2 separate regions of the Mus musculus genome follow, and region 1 is linked to region 2. Evidence: chromatin loops called from intact Hi-C (ENCODE). Cell type or tissue: heart. All regions are shown on one strand.

Region 1 (8,000 bases), 68 kb after region 2:
ATATAGTTATGGATCCCCATTTTAAGTCAACATGTTCTTATATATTTTATCATGCAAATTGCCCAAGATGTGCTATTTTTAGGATCCTCCTATATCTTCTAGACACTGCTGATTATGTTTGCATACTTTCGGCACAACAAAATATTCTGAGCTTAATTTGTACCATCCCTGCTCAAGCCACGGAATCAATCTTTTTTCTCTGCTTCTTTAGAGAGGAAAATGTTATAACCTGATATGTCTATTCTTAGCCTGGCACGTAGTCACTTAACAAACAACTGAATGAAGGAAAGCCTGCCTTTCCTGTCAGGCTTGTGAATCATCACAGAAACAGAAAATCACCATTTGACTCTTAGAAAGTGTATCGGAAGTGCCCCTCAGCCACTGCAGTCTACCGGGCATTCAGACCCATCTCCGAGTTCTTCCCTCCTCTCTGATACTTTCATTCCACAAGACTGTCAGTGCAGAAATCTACTACAGTATCAGTGGGAGTCCAGAAAGCACTTGGGGAATTCAAATTCTTTGAACCTCAGGGACCCAACAGGACTGTGCAGGACAGTTTTAGGAAAAGAAGCTGGATCCTCAAAACATTCAGGCAGGGGACAGAAGACAGCACTGACTGGGTACAAGGTCATCAAGGGCATAACTTCCAATGCTGGAGCACCCTCCTTCCCCACTTACAAATATCCAGAAAGGTGTAATGTCTTCTACTGAAGGTCATACAGGAGGAGCCATGGAAATAGAGTCCAAATTCATGACCACCTGACTGCCAGTGCATTCTAGGAGCCCACAGACTCCCACCTCTTTCGTTTTCTCTAAATGTCTGTGTTCCCTACAAATGTTCTTGTCCATTTCCTGTGATTATGACAATACCGCAGACTAGGTAATTTGTAAAGAATAAAGTTTTATTCCCTCACAGTTCTGAAGCCTGGGAACCTGAGGAGCAGCTTTAGGTGACAATCTTGCTGAACAGTACACTGCAGGGTAGCAGATGTGACAAGAAGGATGATGCTAAATTGATCTTGGTAACAGACCAGTTCTTGAGCTAAGTTCTAGCTTTTGTGACTGAGTCACTTGGTACCAATTCTTAATGCCTCACAATGGGGATAAAATGTCACTATAAATTTTGATGGGGACATTGGAGCCAAAGAGGTGGGCAGTACTGTCTCTGAAATGTTTCGACGTTTTCTCTTTAATGAAAATCTAACTCATTTACTTGAGTTTTCTTTCTGTGGACTGGGGCTGGGGGAGGGTTTAGTTTCACCTCCTTAGTGATTAGATATCTGAAGCCTCGTCTTCACAGAGAGGGGATCCAAACTATTTATTCCATGACTTGCAGTGCATTGAGTCAGCTAAGAGCCTTTAAAATACACTGGCGTACTCCCTTCTCCCATTATCTGATTTAACTGGGTTGGCAGTAACCTGGGCACCAAGGATTTTACAAGTTCCTCAGATGGCTCAACTGTAAGGCTACTGCAACAAACCTCTGACAGGCACGATGCAAAGAAATTGGGATGGGCAACAACTAGACAGGGCTTTCTGGCTTGATCAGACATCCTGGAGTCAACCTTACTCTTTTTCCTTCAACGGGCCAGGGTTATTTGGGTCCTAGCTTCTTAAACTGTGGGTCAAAAGTCCATGTGGCCATTGAATGTGCCACAACAAAACATTAATTCATAATCTCCTGTGCTTCTGGAAGCGTTCGCCCATGCTGCGCAGTGAAGCTTCGCTCTAGCTTGCTTCTGACATCAAGTATGTGCACTTTGCCCTATAAGGCGATCAGGCTCCCCAGCACCAGCCGACAATTCCTCAAACACCGGCCTCAGACTCAAGACCATAAGTGAGTGACCTGTGATGTTTTCATTGTATATACAAAGCTTTCCGTGTATAGAAACACAGTAACTTCACTATGGAAAACAAATTTAATTTTATTATTGCCATTCCTCATGGTACAAGTGTTAAATTGGTATACCTTTGCATTGCATTGTTGATGTGTTAGATTTTTTTTAATTGCTATTTAATGTGCTCACCTGGGCTTCATAAAAATATTTAATGAATTTTTGCATGACATTGGGGCAGAGTTTCTATCGATTTCTGAAGCATCCCTAAACGTAATTCTACGATTTCATACTGCATGTGAGCCTGGTATTCTCTAAGTGACATTCTCAGCATCGAAAATTATAAAATCACAGTGTTGAGTAGTTCTGAGATACACTGGAGATGTTCACATCCCATAATAGCAAATGAACACCCAAGATTTTAGTTCTTTATTTAAAGGCAAACAAGTACACCCATGTCATTAGTTGGCAGATTTGAGGTTTTCTTTAAAAATTATATGTATCCCTAAAGAACTGTTTTACATTTATGATTTGTTTAGATTATTTTACCATCAATTTGATATATGGGCATATACTACATGTCTGTGTATGCAGGGTCACAGAAGCATTTCCCAGCTGAGAAGGAAATGTGAGTTGGAAACATTTAGGAGCCCTGATCTAGAAATGGGAAAAAAACCCAACAAAACAGAAGTTTCTTTAAATAAAATTCTAAATTTCAAAAACTAACCTGAACTAAAAATATAACAGAAATGAAATAGCCAAATATCTACCTATCTGTCTATCTATCTGTCTATCTATCTATCTATCTATCTATCTATCTATCTATCTATCTATCTATCTATCTATCAATCGATCTTCCTTCTCTCTCCCTCCCTCTTTTACTCCCCCCTCCCCCTCTCTCGCTTTCTCTCACTGTCTGTCTCTCACATATGAACAGGCAGGCATGTGTGTATATGTGTGCGTGTGCATGCGCACTTTCGCCTCTGTCATATGCCTTGCTTGTAATTCAGATAGCCTCCATTTTGAGAGCATTTAAAGCATTGATTTACAGCTCCCAGTGTGCCTGCTATCTTTCTGTAGGTGTGGCCACAATCACTTCTTTGAACCAGGAAATGCAATGTGGTTATCTGGAGTAGCTTTCAGGGTTATCGCACTTATGTAAGGAACTTGGCCAGTTAGCTTTTAGAGCTTCCTTGTTATCTCGAATGACATCTGCAGAACCGAGAAGAGTTTCTGGTTCTCCAGAGGCCAGTTAGACACATTGTTAGAAGAGTCCACCTGACACAGTACTGGGGGAAGAGTGAAGAAAACAAGTCCATCACAATTCAACCCCCAGTTCAGAAGAGCAAGTGAGAAACCATTCTGGAATAGCACTGGAGGAAAGGCCCAGTCTCACTGAAACAATGATAATGTTTCAATTCATAATACAATAATTATTACTGATAGTAAGTCAATCCAGAATTAGTCCTTACTCATTGCCAAGTTCTCACCAATTGAGTCTCAGTGACTAAGAAACAGAAAGAAGAGTAAACCTGGTTTGAGTCCTTGAGAAGTAGAAAATTCATAACATCTTGATCCGTTATTTTTCTTTAGTCAATGATGAGACACCTTCTAATGAGAGACCATGTCATTGCGCCCAGTTCTAAAAACTGTCAACCCAAAAGTTCAAGCAAGAAATATACTGGGCATGTACCAAAAACCAGGCCACAGATAAGATAAAGCATTATGCTGGCTGACTGCCTGGCCACTCCGCAACTGGCCCTGTGCTTGGTGGAGGGGAGAGATTTGAGTAAGATTTGGCCTCTAGCCTAGGGGTCTACTCTCACCACTGAGCATCTGGGTGGTACTTCACAAGCATTCAGAGAAAAAAATCAGAAGACACTGATTTTTATTTTATTTATTTTATTTAATTTTTGCTTCTTATGGTAGCTAGGTAGAGAGCAAATGCTCACCATCTAGGAATTCAAAAGGGTTATATCATCTTCTTCAGAATTTTAGCTAGAGATGCTATTGTTAGGACCAGTCCTCTGGTGTGGTTTAAGTGTACTCTGATAGACAAGGAAGGAACTACAAAAAGAATCTCAATGGACTGCCAGAGGCAATTTCCTTTTTACCACTTCTGCTCTACATTTCTATTGTCAATGAGAGGCGTTGAGAAAATAAAAGAAGGTTTCTATTTTTTTTAATTAAATTACGTGTATGTATGCTTTCCTGTAAGAAATAGGGGAGGAATATACACATGAGTTCAGGTGTCTCTGGTGGCTTGAAGTGATGGATCTCCTGGAACAAGAATTACATGTGGTTGTGAACCATCTGATGTAGGTGCTGGGAACTGAACTCAGTTCCTCTGAAAGAATAGCACATTACATGGAGCCATCTCTGTAGCCCTTAAAAAAAAAAAAAGTTCTTAAATTAGTCATGTGTCTGAGAGGATACCAGCCTTCCAGAATTTTAAAGAAAAGATTGTTGACTCCGGCAATGATTTGTCTGTCTATAGCCTGGACAGGGAGAATTTAGAATGTCAGGAAATCAATGATGCCTGCTCCTTCATTTCTGAACATGTTTGCTTGTCTCTGATAAGTCAACTCAGTTAATGATTAGTTTAGTGATATTTTGTGACAAGAGTTTTGACATTTTGGTTGTGAGCCTAGCCTTTAATGGTTAACCCATCTCTCCTCCTTGTGACAAGAGTTTTGAAAGCAATCAATACACCAATATGTTATGTCTATAGTAACTCGTGACAGCAGAGACAACCAATCAGAAGGCTAAAGATAGAAACCTTTGTCATAGAGGGTCTTTGAGTTAGCAGCCACTAACTGGGACCCATCTTTGCCTTACTGGTTTTCCTTGTTCCACTGTGGCTAGTCTCTCTTGCACGCCATTTCAGGAAAGCCAGGGATATCCAACTGGGGTTTATTAGCAGAGCCTTCACAACACACAGGGATTTTTTTCCCCCTTCTTTTACATTTGAAATCATAGCTACTTCATAAATAACTCCTTTTATCACAAGTGTGGATGGTCCTGTACAGTTACCTGCAACATGTCAACCATTGTCAACATTATCTAATGTGCTAGACAGAAACTGCTTTGACCTCTAGGTTAACCAAAGTTAACCAGCAAATCTGAGTGCTTTTAAGACTCCTTCCTGCCCCAGCTGCTGTTCAAGCTATAAATTACTACCACTGGGCAGTGACAAGACAGAGTGTCGGGATCCTTTCTGACACTGAACAGTGTATGATTCTCACAATCTTTTCTCAGCAATCAAGCATGTAGACACCATATATAACCCTGAGAAGAGGCCTTCTCAGCAACCTAACCACAGACGAAGAAGAAAATAATCCCCATAGTAACGGAGCACGGGCAAACAGTTCTTGACCACATCTGTGCTTGAGTTCCTCTACCTCAGCACAGCCAGGCCTCATCTGTGCCTAACCTGACCACTTCACTGGCTCTCCCAAGCGCTCTAACATCCCTTCAGCTGTGGGCCCAGAGACAAAGCCTTGATTTATTTTCCTCTCAATGAGAAATTTGTGTCACTAACCTCAGGATGCAGCTTAAGCAGACCTTCCTTTAGGAGGACCTAGGAGAATGAGCCCAGCATCCTAGGCAGAGACGAGCCTTTCTCATACTTCTACCCAAACACTTCTGCCTGGGACACTTCAGCCCCAGACGCTATACTATATTCCAGCGACATCCTTCCAGATTCACTTTTCTTCTTGGGTGCTGCGGCACAGTGCTTTGGAGATCCGAATCAGAGTCCAGAATGACTGACTGATTCCCCTGTGAAGCTGGGTAAATGCTTAGATATTTATTAGATGAGGATGAAGAATGGCTACTTCAAACTGGCGTTTGCTGTTATGATGAATAGGGGAAGGTACCAAAAATGGCTGGCCAAGATGCTGTATAACTGTCTGCTCTTCCCCACTCCCTCTCCGTCAGCATCAGTGTCACCATGCTTACTCTGTATCACTGATTTCTAAGCAGTGTCAGTAGCCTTAAATTCTTAGCCCTCTAAATATCTTGTCTTCCACTCCTGCTTATTCGTTCAGTCTTGAGTCTCAAGGGTGGGGAGGGAGGGGTCCAACTATCAAACTATTGGACTTGATTACTAGTAAAACTATCTGCTAGTCTTACTAGTTTATTACTCTTATTAGTATTTGCCGCAACTGAAAGGAAAGTGACCTCCTGAGCATGCAGTACTAAGGATTTTCACATAAATTTCACTCTGTTTTGCTCCCATAGACAAATGCTGAAATTTTAATCCTGCTATCTGGGGGACAAAGTGCTAATTTTGTTTCTCAGAGGAAATTCCATTTTACATTTTATTTCAAGAAAAATCAAGCAGATTGCTTTTTAAAGGGGTTCATAAAAGTTCTCCACACTCCACCCCAATCTCTCCCAAGTCAAAGAGCTGTAGATAAATGCAGATTGGTAAATTCCTGCCTGGTCAAAATGTAAAAGAATCATGACAAACTGTTCCCTGGCTCCCTCGTCCTTCCTTTGAAAAGATAATTTACAATGTGAGATGGGTTACTTCCCCTTTATATCATCTCAATCCTCTGAAAACTCTATGGCAGGCTCTGTCTGAAAGTCCAATTTCAGCGGGTAGGCCTCCCTCTTAAAGAACTTCTCAGGCCCAGACATTAGACATGGACTGGCTGTCCCTCAAGACCCTGATATCTTAAAAGCAAGGGGGAAAAAATTAAAACAAACTTTTTATAAGACGGAAACCTTGCCAACGCCAACCCAAATATTTTCTTTCTGTGAAATATAAATGTGTTGATTTTGATTCTTCCCAGCAGTCCTTATAAATCAAAGCCAGGGTAAGAATTTGGTAAACAGCCTTATCTGTCAAAAAATCATCCCATAAAAATCCATTTGGGAAATGAGAAAAGTTCGAAGTGGAATGTGCTCTCTTGGCCAGTACTAACACCTAGCGTTTTTCACATGCTTAATGAAGGGGGTCAGATGCCATATTGAGGTCTGTGCAGGTCAGGTGCCCTCTTGACATCATATACAGAGTACGTGAGTTTGGTGTCACCAGCACTGTATTCAACAGAAGACTCTTGTCAATAACAAGTTCAAGGCTCACAGCAGGTGAGGATCAGGGCTGCTGGGTGTAGCTCAGAGCTGGAGCCTTGCTAGAAGTTCTAAGTTTCCATGTTCCCTATGGGTGTGTCCTCCTCATTGTTAAATCCCACCAAGGCCACCTGCTGTCTCCAACAGAACTCCTTGCCACCATCTTGCTCCCCCGAATCTAGCGTCCACAAAGCAGCAGTTACATGGGAATGAAGCAGAGGCAAGACCTGATCCCCATGCCCTGGGGCTCCAGTCAGCCTCCACTCTATCTCTCTGTTCTTCCTCACTCCTGTGGCTCATTGTATATTGGCCATACTAACCCCACGTCAAATGCTCCAGTACTAAACTTGTTTGAAGTCTGCTGTTCAGTTCAAGCAGATAGCCTGTGTCGCCTGGACTGTGTACATTTAACACTCTCAACCACAAGGCATTTGTGAGTGGTGACACAGGCTTTGGCCTTAGCCTTGGATCAGACGCCAACTTAACCACTGAGGACATGACCTTGACTTTCTCACTGAACCTCTCAGAGGCCTAATATCTTCATTTGGCATAGAGGCCTAAGTGTTTTTTCACAACTATAATTAAATTACACATGCAAAGCATTTTATAGTAGCTGGTGCTCAATAAATGCTATATGATCTTTGCCCATAAAAATTCAGGATTTGTCTTTAGCGGTGTTAAAGAACTGAAGCCAGGGCCTTATGTACACTGGTCATGACTATTACTGAGCTACATCCCACAGCCTGGAAGGCAAACTCTTTATAGCCTCTAAACTTGGATTAGAGGTAAAACCTTTGTTTCAAAGAGAACAGAGCAATGATGTTCACAACTTATTGAATACTTATTCTATGTCATATGGTTGCACGAGTTTGAACGCCTTTGGCGGTAAGGCTCATTTCTGGGGAACATTGATTAAATACTGCCTCGAACCAAGCATTTAACTTAGAATCTCACTGACAGTCACATGCATTCGTATGAGCTCTGCTGTTCAGTTCAAGCTTTCTATGCAAAAAAAAAAAAAAAAAAAGAAAAAAAAAAAAAAGATTTACTCTCAAAGACCATCTGATAGGCCAACATCCCACAGAC
Region 2 (8,000 bases):
AGCAAAACAAACAAAACAGGGAGAATAAGGGCAAGCCAGATAGAAGAATAGGAAATACTAGAAGATACAGAAATCCAGTCAGAGATACAGAGGCAAGACAAAGGGGACTAAAATGAAATAAGGCTGGAGAGGCAGGAGGAGCCAGAGCGCCTGGGCTTCATTGTGCCTAGGCCATAGGATCATAGATTAGACAATGCTTAGCATATGGCAAGCCTTAATTAATGCAGCAACTCCATGGTGAGAATCTATTCCCCACATGTACATAGGAAGCTGCTGTCTGCACGCACAGGCAATTACAAGCGTTCTGAATGCTGGGTCCCGAACCCCACAAGCATATCAAATGGTTGTCCAAAAAGGTCATCCAACCAATGGCTCTGATCAGTCCTGGCTTAGGCAGAATCAAATCCTCCAAATAAGGTCTACTAGAATGCACAGGCAGGAAGGTCAGAAATGGTCCAGCCTCACATCTTGAAGCGTTTTCACCATGTGGAACATTTTAAATGAGGAAGGGAAAAAGAAAAGAAAAAAAAATCTTCTTCAGAAATTATTCCAAATAATTAAATGTTAAATCATCACAAAGCAAGCTGGGGATTATTTCAGCCCCTGCCTCGTCCTAATGATCTAGACAGCAGTTCATCTCCAGGAAGATCAGGCCAAGCTATGGGTGAGCTTTTTTTCTTCCTTCCTTCCCTGGCCCATGTTTTCCACTTGGCATACCTTTGTCGATTTCACTTGAAGTGTTCCAGGACGAGGTAGGCACCAGCTCAGCACTGACTGACAACTCTGTTTCTGCAATGAGAAATATGGGGAGGGGGACAGAATCAGGGCATTATTTAATAAGGTCACTTCCGGGTGGGCAGAAGTATTATATTCTATGGGGTTCCCTTCAGAGAGGGACTGTCCCAGTACTATGGCTGTGTTTAAGGGAGGCAGCTCCAGTGATCAGCAAAGGCCCACATCTCAGAAGCTCTCCAAGCTCAGCAAGCTGTAGGCCAGACTTATACTTTACAATTCTACCCTGAGGGTTAAAATGGAAAGAGCTATGTTTACAGAAAACTTTACTAACAGAGACAACCGCATTTTAACAAATAGTGTTGACAAGAAGACCGGCCTTGGACTAATTCACTCAAAAGTCTTATCAGAGGGAAAACAGACAACGTTGTCCTGATTGGTGCTTTTGTTCACTGAATTTATGATGCTGTGAACAGAGAAATTCAGTTCTCGACACTGGCTCTGAAGTCAAAGCAGATAAAAGCAGAGTCATTTGTGGTGACTACACTTAACTGGCAATTTTCAAAGCCACTGTAATTGAAAGCAAATATGCAAATCAAGCATCTGTAGGACATAATGTACTATGAAGATTTAAAAACTTCTCAGTAATAGGCAATGCTACACATAGAATGGTTTTGTTGTTTCTGAAAAGTTCAATCCATGGCAACATTTTACGAACATATTTTAAATAGGGTTGTTATAACACCTTCTTGGGCTATACACAAACAACACAGAGACAATATCATAGAACATTTGTGAATCTGAGAAGGCCAGGGTCATCTAATAAACCACATATAATGTCATCCCACCTTCCATCCCTTGCAAACATCATGAATCTATTATGATTCTTTTTTGCCTATTAAGCTTGACATCTGTACTGTACTCTTTTCAAGACAGTGTATTTTAAGTAGCCACTAAAACCAGGTTTTAATTGGAAGGCAAGCTGAACTTTAATAAGTAGAAGACCAGACATTGGAGCATAGTGCCTGGCTCTACCCACAAACATCCCAGTGGCCCAGGCTGCCTTGTACTAATGGGTATGAGTCCCACCTTATCTCTGGCTTCACCTTTCCAGAAACAAGCACTTTCTTTATTTCCTTACTTACTGTTGAGCATCCACCCAATGACTAGAGATGGTATATGTCCTTGTCATTTTACCAGGGACTAATGTCTGCCCACAGAAACCTTGCAAAGGTTAATTCCAGCCTGCCCATTCATCCAACACTGCAGAAACACATGGGCTATTTGGCAGACTTGAACATTTCCACAGTCCTGGAACACCTAGGACTGCAGACACACACCACACACTCTGCCCATGGCCCGGGTCTGCTTCTTCACCCTGAGATAAAGCCAGCATAGATTCTTTAAGGTAGTAGTTTTCAACTTGTGAGTCACAACCCCTTTAGGGGTCAAATGACCCTTTCACAGGGGCCACATATCAGATATCCTGCCTATCAGATATTTACATTATGTTTCATAACAGTAGCAAAATTATAGTTATGAGGTAGCAATTAAATAATTTTGTGGTTGGGAGTCACCACACCATGAGGAACTGTATCAAAAGGTCACAGCATTAGGAAGGCTGAGAGTCACTGCTTTAAGGGAAACTGAAGGCAAGTGGACATTATATCTACCAGTACGTTACACTCTGATTAGCTCGTTTCCGGCGTCATGGCAAGCTGGCAAAGGGACAGTGAGAGAAGAAAAAAAGCATGCTGGGAAATGCTTGCATGGAACGGGTCTTCTCTCCCTCCCTTCGGAGGTTCCACTTCTTTTCCTCCTGATTGCTGCAGACACCTGCAGGTCTAAGGACACCAACACACTTCACTCAGGATTTCTGTCTTCGTGGGACCTTCTCATTCCATGTTCTTCCCCTAGAAGGAGCCTTCCCGCCACAAGTCCTTTCTTCCCGTCCCTCTGTGTGTCATCCGCGGTGCCAGTCACCTCCTTTCCAGTCCTGCCCAGCCTACATACAGTCCCACTTTATATTTTATAGTAAAAGTCTATTATGTAGTAAGGTCATTTAAAAAAAAAAAAGTAAGGGACTCAGGAAAGCAGCCTTCAGTCCTGCTGTTCCGACAGGACTTGAGAATTTATTATTGAGTTTTTCTAAACAAAGGAAGCCTTGGTTAAGAGATGGAGGTAAATTGTACCGAGTGTTTCCTAAAGCCCAGTTGATACAGCAGCAGTTTTGGAGAATGAATGATCAGAAGGAATGAAAAGACTTGCTTTCTAGAATTTAATGCCTCTAAGTTCACTTGTTCATTGATCCAATGCCTATCCATCCATCTACCCACTCAACAAATATTTACTGAGCTCTGTCCCAGATGAGCCCAGCAGTAGCGCACAAGCTCAAGGCAGCGCTTGCTTCACAAAGCTCGGGGTCTGGAATGGACACAGAGAAATAAAGAATTGAAAGAGTATGAAATAGTGCTGTCAGGGGCTGGGATGGGGGAAGGGTGAGCAGAAGGTAGAAGAGCCAGTCTGGACCCAAAATGCTGCAGCTAAGCCTCCTGTGAGTCCTGGCAAGTTCAGTGATTAGAAAGGTCCGTCCTTGATCTTTTGATGACCTCTCTGGAGGCTGTCTATGAGGAAACAATTGCGAAGACTTGGTGAAGCTGTTACCCTCTCTCTTGTTGCTAGAGGAAGGGCAGTCTCCAGTGGAATATCTGTCCTGAGCATAGATCTGTCTTTAGCTGCACAACTTGGGCACTTCAGAGAGCCTTCTGTTGGAAACAGGGAGTCTTGCCTGGGTTATCTAGCCCTGGTAGATTTTCAACCAGCATGGGGTCATTTGTGCTTTTTATCTCCCTAGCAACATTAGCACCTGCTAGGGTTGGAAGGTTGACCTAACACATTAACACTTGTGCAGCGGGTTCTCAGCTTTCATTTCCTTTTACCGTCTCATTTGTACTTGGTCATGAAGAGACAGAAAAATCATTGTGCATTCAGCACAGTTCTATGAAAAGTTTGATGGCCTCGGCTGAGGTCTCAGGATAAGGATTTGAGCTGGCGGGCTAGCATCCTGACACTGAGCCACAACCACCAAAACGTTTTGTTGTCGCTGGTTTTGGAGATGGGGCATTCATTGCTAGGTGGCACAGGATGATCCTGAAGTCACCATCTTCCTACCTCAGCCTCCCAAGTACTGAGATTACATATGCTAAAATTATAAACATGTAGTGTGCATGGATATATATATGAGGATTTGTATGTGTGGGGTACAAGTAGAGGGGGTACATGTGTGTATCAATGGATGTACATGGGTATGGAAGTCAGAGTTTGACATTGGCAGCCTTCTAAGTAACTGTCCATGTTCATTACGGCAGCAGGGTCTCTTACCTAACACACAGATGGCTGAGTCAGCTCATCAAGCTAGTCAGCTTGCCCGGAGAGTCTCAAGTTTCCTCTTGAGAGCTGGGACTACAAGGGGGACATCATACCTGTGTAGTATTTTACATGAGTCCTAGGGATGCAGACTCCAGTCCTCACACTTTTGTGGTAAGCACTTGTTCCACTGAGCCATTTCCCTAGCCCCAAATAATACAACTAGATACACCTCTGTGAACCAATGTAATAGTGACATCAATAAAATCTTTCTCGTGTTGGAGCCTCAAACAGCATAGTTCTGTTCTAAGCAGCTTAACTCACAACAGAGTTTGACAATTGAATAGAAATAAGAAATAAGTAAAATGGCAATTCAGTAATGCTCAATTTACTACTAATAAGGCAAAACCCAAACTAGAAGTGCCTTTCTACATTAACATGTCAGTCACCTTTACATTTCTCTTGCCATCAATGAGTGGTCTCTCCCTTTCACTCCAATTAGACAGCAGATGTCTTGGGAGCAGGGAGCAGGAAGCAGGACTCAGGCATCCTCTGTGCCCTCTCTGACTTCAGGCAGCTCTAGGCAATGCCAATGTGTGCTAGTGCAGCGGGAAGCAAGGGGCAGGTTTCTGAGTTGGACGATTTCAAATTCTGGCTCTGCCACAACCTGGCCTATGACCTGGGGAGAGTTACTTCACATCTCCAGCACCTCCCTTCTTAAATGGACCTAATTGTGATGATCACAGACTGTTCTCGAGACGATCTGGAGATGAGTCAGATGTGTCAGCCTTCAGCAAAGGGGCTCTGATGACAGTAGATAAAAACTGTTACTAACTACAGACACAGCCAAAGGGTGTTCAACTCCCAACCCTAGCTGAGGAGTGTGTCAGCCAACAGAGATTCTTGGACTGGGCTTTCTCAATCCTTGAATCTCATGGGGGTGAGTCCGACATATTTCATAGCCCAACACTGGTCATTTTCAAACCACTTGGGTGACAAGCTTAAGTGCTGATATGCCTCCTAAGGGAATAAATGATAACAAAATGAACAAATGAATCTAGAACTTTGAAGCGATTTAAAACTCTGAAGGAAAGGGAATTCCAGACTCTTTGGGCTGTGCCTTCCGTGCTGAGATAGCTTCGTGGTTAGTAACCAAGAAACAACCTGGTGTTTCTAGGCGGTCTTTCAAAGCCAAATGTTATTTTCAATTTGGAGCCCCCACCCCCAGCCCCTAATTGCTTGGCCATTAGTTTTGACGCGTGGATTTTAGGCTGGTTGTGGAAGGAGTGCGGCAGAACCGTCTTAACCATCTTCCAGGCTTGCAATGATGGGGGTTTTTGTGAAGCCCTTTGTTAGATGGGCAAATTGGGCACATCCTAAAACTCAAGCCATAATCTACGTGAGGCACAGATAGCGAGAAACAAACCCCCTTTTCAGCCGCCATCCCCAGCCACTTTTAAAGCACTTCCAAAGAGAAGCCCACTTTGGACGCAATTGAGACAGCTATTAAGATTCCAAGCACCTCGAGTAAGACAAGTACCTTGTATTTAGATCGCACTTTCCTTTCAGGAAAGTCAGTACACAGACCAGGCATTATTAGCTCGTGACTCCATATGGGAAGGCCCAAGGCCCAAGATTATCGCCGTCTGATTAGATTTGAGGAAACCCAGACTCAGGCAGAAAGCTTGCCTAAGGTCCCCTGACATGTCATCAGCTGTCAGCAGAACATACCCATGACTTTCCGTTCCCAGCTCTGCTTCAGTCTGGCTGCTGAGAACACTGGCAGTGAGTGCCTGTGTCACTTTTGAAATTGAAGGTGTGTGTGTGTGTGTGTGTGTGTGTGTGTGTGTGTGTGGTTTCCCCCTAAGCTCCATATTGTCAATTCAATTCTTGAAACTTTCCAACAGGTGAAGAGTAAAAGGTGGTTGTGGGGAAGTTTTTACACATATATTGAGTGTGTAATTTGTATCTTCTGGCTGCCTGTGAAAATCACATTTAAATTAATGGGATTGAGGGGTCCCAGGATTAGTACAAATTATTTTAATCTGAGAGGTAAATTCAAGAGGGTTGCTATCATCCTGCAGGATGTAAATGGTTTTCCTTCAGCCACATCAGGCTGGACATGCAGCATCAGGAGAGCTGGTAATTTAAAAATACTTAATTTGCCTCAGATGGTTTCAGTTTAAGTGTTTTATCTGTCCAGACTGGGTTTCCTCTCCTGTGTCTTGATTGGGGAGATCAATAATGAGAATTAAATACAGAGTAACATTAAACAAAGTCCAAACTGAAGCCAGGATCCCTCCCAGAGTCTCTTTTGAATCCCACAGTATTATGCCACCTGTTCCCTTAAGGCACTTGGCACTTTGTAAGGTGACCAGAAGGGTTTTGAGTATTCTGTTTGTCACCAAGTATGTGCATCATGAGGCTAGGGATGAAGTTTTATGTTATTCTCAGAATCTGCCAACTCAGAACTCAGTCAGTAGCCAGCAAATGTGTCCTAAAAGCCACACATGCCTGGACGGGCTTTGGGAGCTATTATAGACCAGCACGGAATTTATTTCTCTGAGGTAGTGTGGTAGACTGTAATGTTGACCTTAGGCAAGGCCCGTGCCCGAGTCTGGCTTTCTTCATGTCCAGCCAGGATACAATTGTGTTGTTTATACATTTTGGCTGGTGGTTTCAGAGGGATTTGATTCCAGCATGGTAAGGTAGTCATGCTGGAGCAGGTTGCTTCATTAATGGCTACAGGAACTTGAGAAGGACCTTTGTCATAGAGCCACTGAGGTGGAACCTAGGATGGTTATTACCTTCGAAGACCTGTCCCCAGTGACCCATTTCTGCCTGTCAAACCCTCCTACTAAAGGGTCCTCAAACATGGGTCTACAAGCTGTGGAAGAAGAGTTTAAAATGTGAGCCAGCACAAGACAGTTCAGATTCGAACAATAATTAGTGTCTTGGGTCTTGTGAAATGTTGGATTAACACCTATTCTGCGTGTTGGCTCTCCTGAGAGAGAAGAGAACTTATCTAAATACAGGGGTCCCATAGCTTATTCCTCCCTGGACCCACATCTTTTTCAGTGATCTTCAATGAAGTGATGGAGTGTACTTCTGCACCATCAAATCTAGATTGCCTGTGACTTATGTTAATTCAGAGTTAACAGAGATCAGACTGGCTCAGGGAAGATAAGAGATCACACAACCATGGAATCAAAGGCTGAATAAATGCTTACTTGACATCACTAACTTTGGGATGATTTGATTAATAAATTATGAGCAATGACCACTTACAATAAGAAAAGAACACGGCTCAATAAGCTTAGAAAGTAATCGAAAGCTAGAAATCCTGAAAATAGGTGAGGTACATCAAGAAGGGCAGCATTTAGAACATGGTTCTTATATTTTTAAAACTCTGTCTTAATCTTTCCCCTTAAAGACAAACAAACAAAAGAGACCAGACTTGAGGGGTTCGTGTATGTTCTGAGGCAAGTTCAAGGTTCTAAAGTAAACGCTGTAAAGAAGTACCTGTCAATGGTGTGAAGTGCTATGGAGAACATCTGAGAACAGAGAGTCACCCCAGTCTTGGAGGACCATGTGTAGAGAGCTTCTGTGGTCATATTTAAGAAAGGAAAAGGCAGGAATCACTTTCAAATGATGATGGACCAATACAGAACTCAAAGTCTAGTCAAACTTGGTGCCATGACTGTTTCCCTGTAATAAGTTTTATATCATACCCTCAGGAGATGAAGTATATATGATTTTCCATGTAATCAACATTTGATCTTAATGTCCATTTGGCCATCAATCTGCCAAGGTTGTTTTTGGATCTAAAAAAAAAAGAAAAAAGCACTGGAAAGGACATTACTTGTACCCATGGCCTCTGCATATAATAAGTCTAGAGCTAC

Evidence for each region. Peaks named below come from ENCODE experiments on the same cell type or tissue, not always from the same donor. Only the 100,000 strongest peaks of a DNase experiment are listed, where the experiment ranks them.
Region 1: it touches region 2 in a loop (2.0-fold over the local background); 4 of 42 quality-filtered maps call a loop at or near these places.

What each region holds. Positions count from the first base shown.
Region 1 is chr4:100,227,652-100,235,651 of GRCm38, reverse strand. All of the region lies in intron 1 of Ror1 (receptor tyrosine kinase-like orphan receptor 1), which reads right to left. Among named protein-coding and RNA genes, the nearest start is that of Gm12701, 110 kb to the right of the region's middle. In heart, no CTCF peak of the experiment used is centred here; no DNase peak of the experiment used is centred here; H3K27ac peaks cover 474 bases.
Region 2 is chr4:100,295,669-100,303,668 of GRCm38, reverse strand. It overlaps Ror1 (receptor tyrosine kinase-like orphan receptor 1), which reads right to left. Exons shown (of 9, transcript NM_013845.5): 2 at 718-789. Among named protein-coding and RNA genes, the nearest start is that of Gm35760, 94 kb to the left of the region's middle. In heart, no CTCF peak of the experiment used is centred here; a DNase peak (open chromatin) is centred at 4,868; H3K27ac peaks cover 672 bases; H3K27me3 peaks cover 32 bases.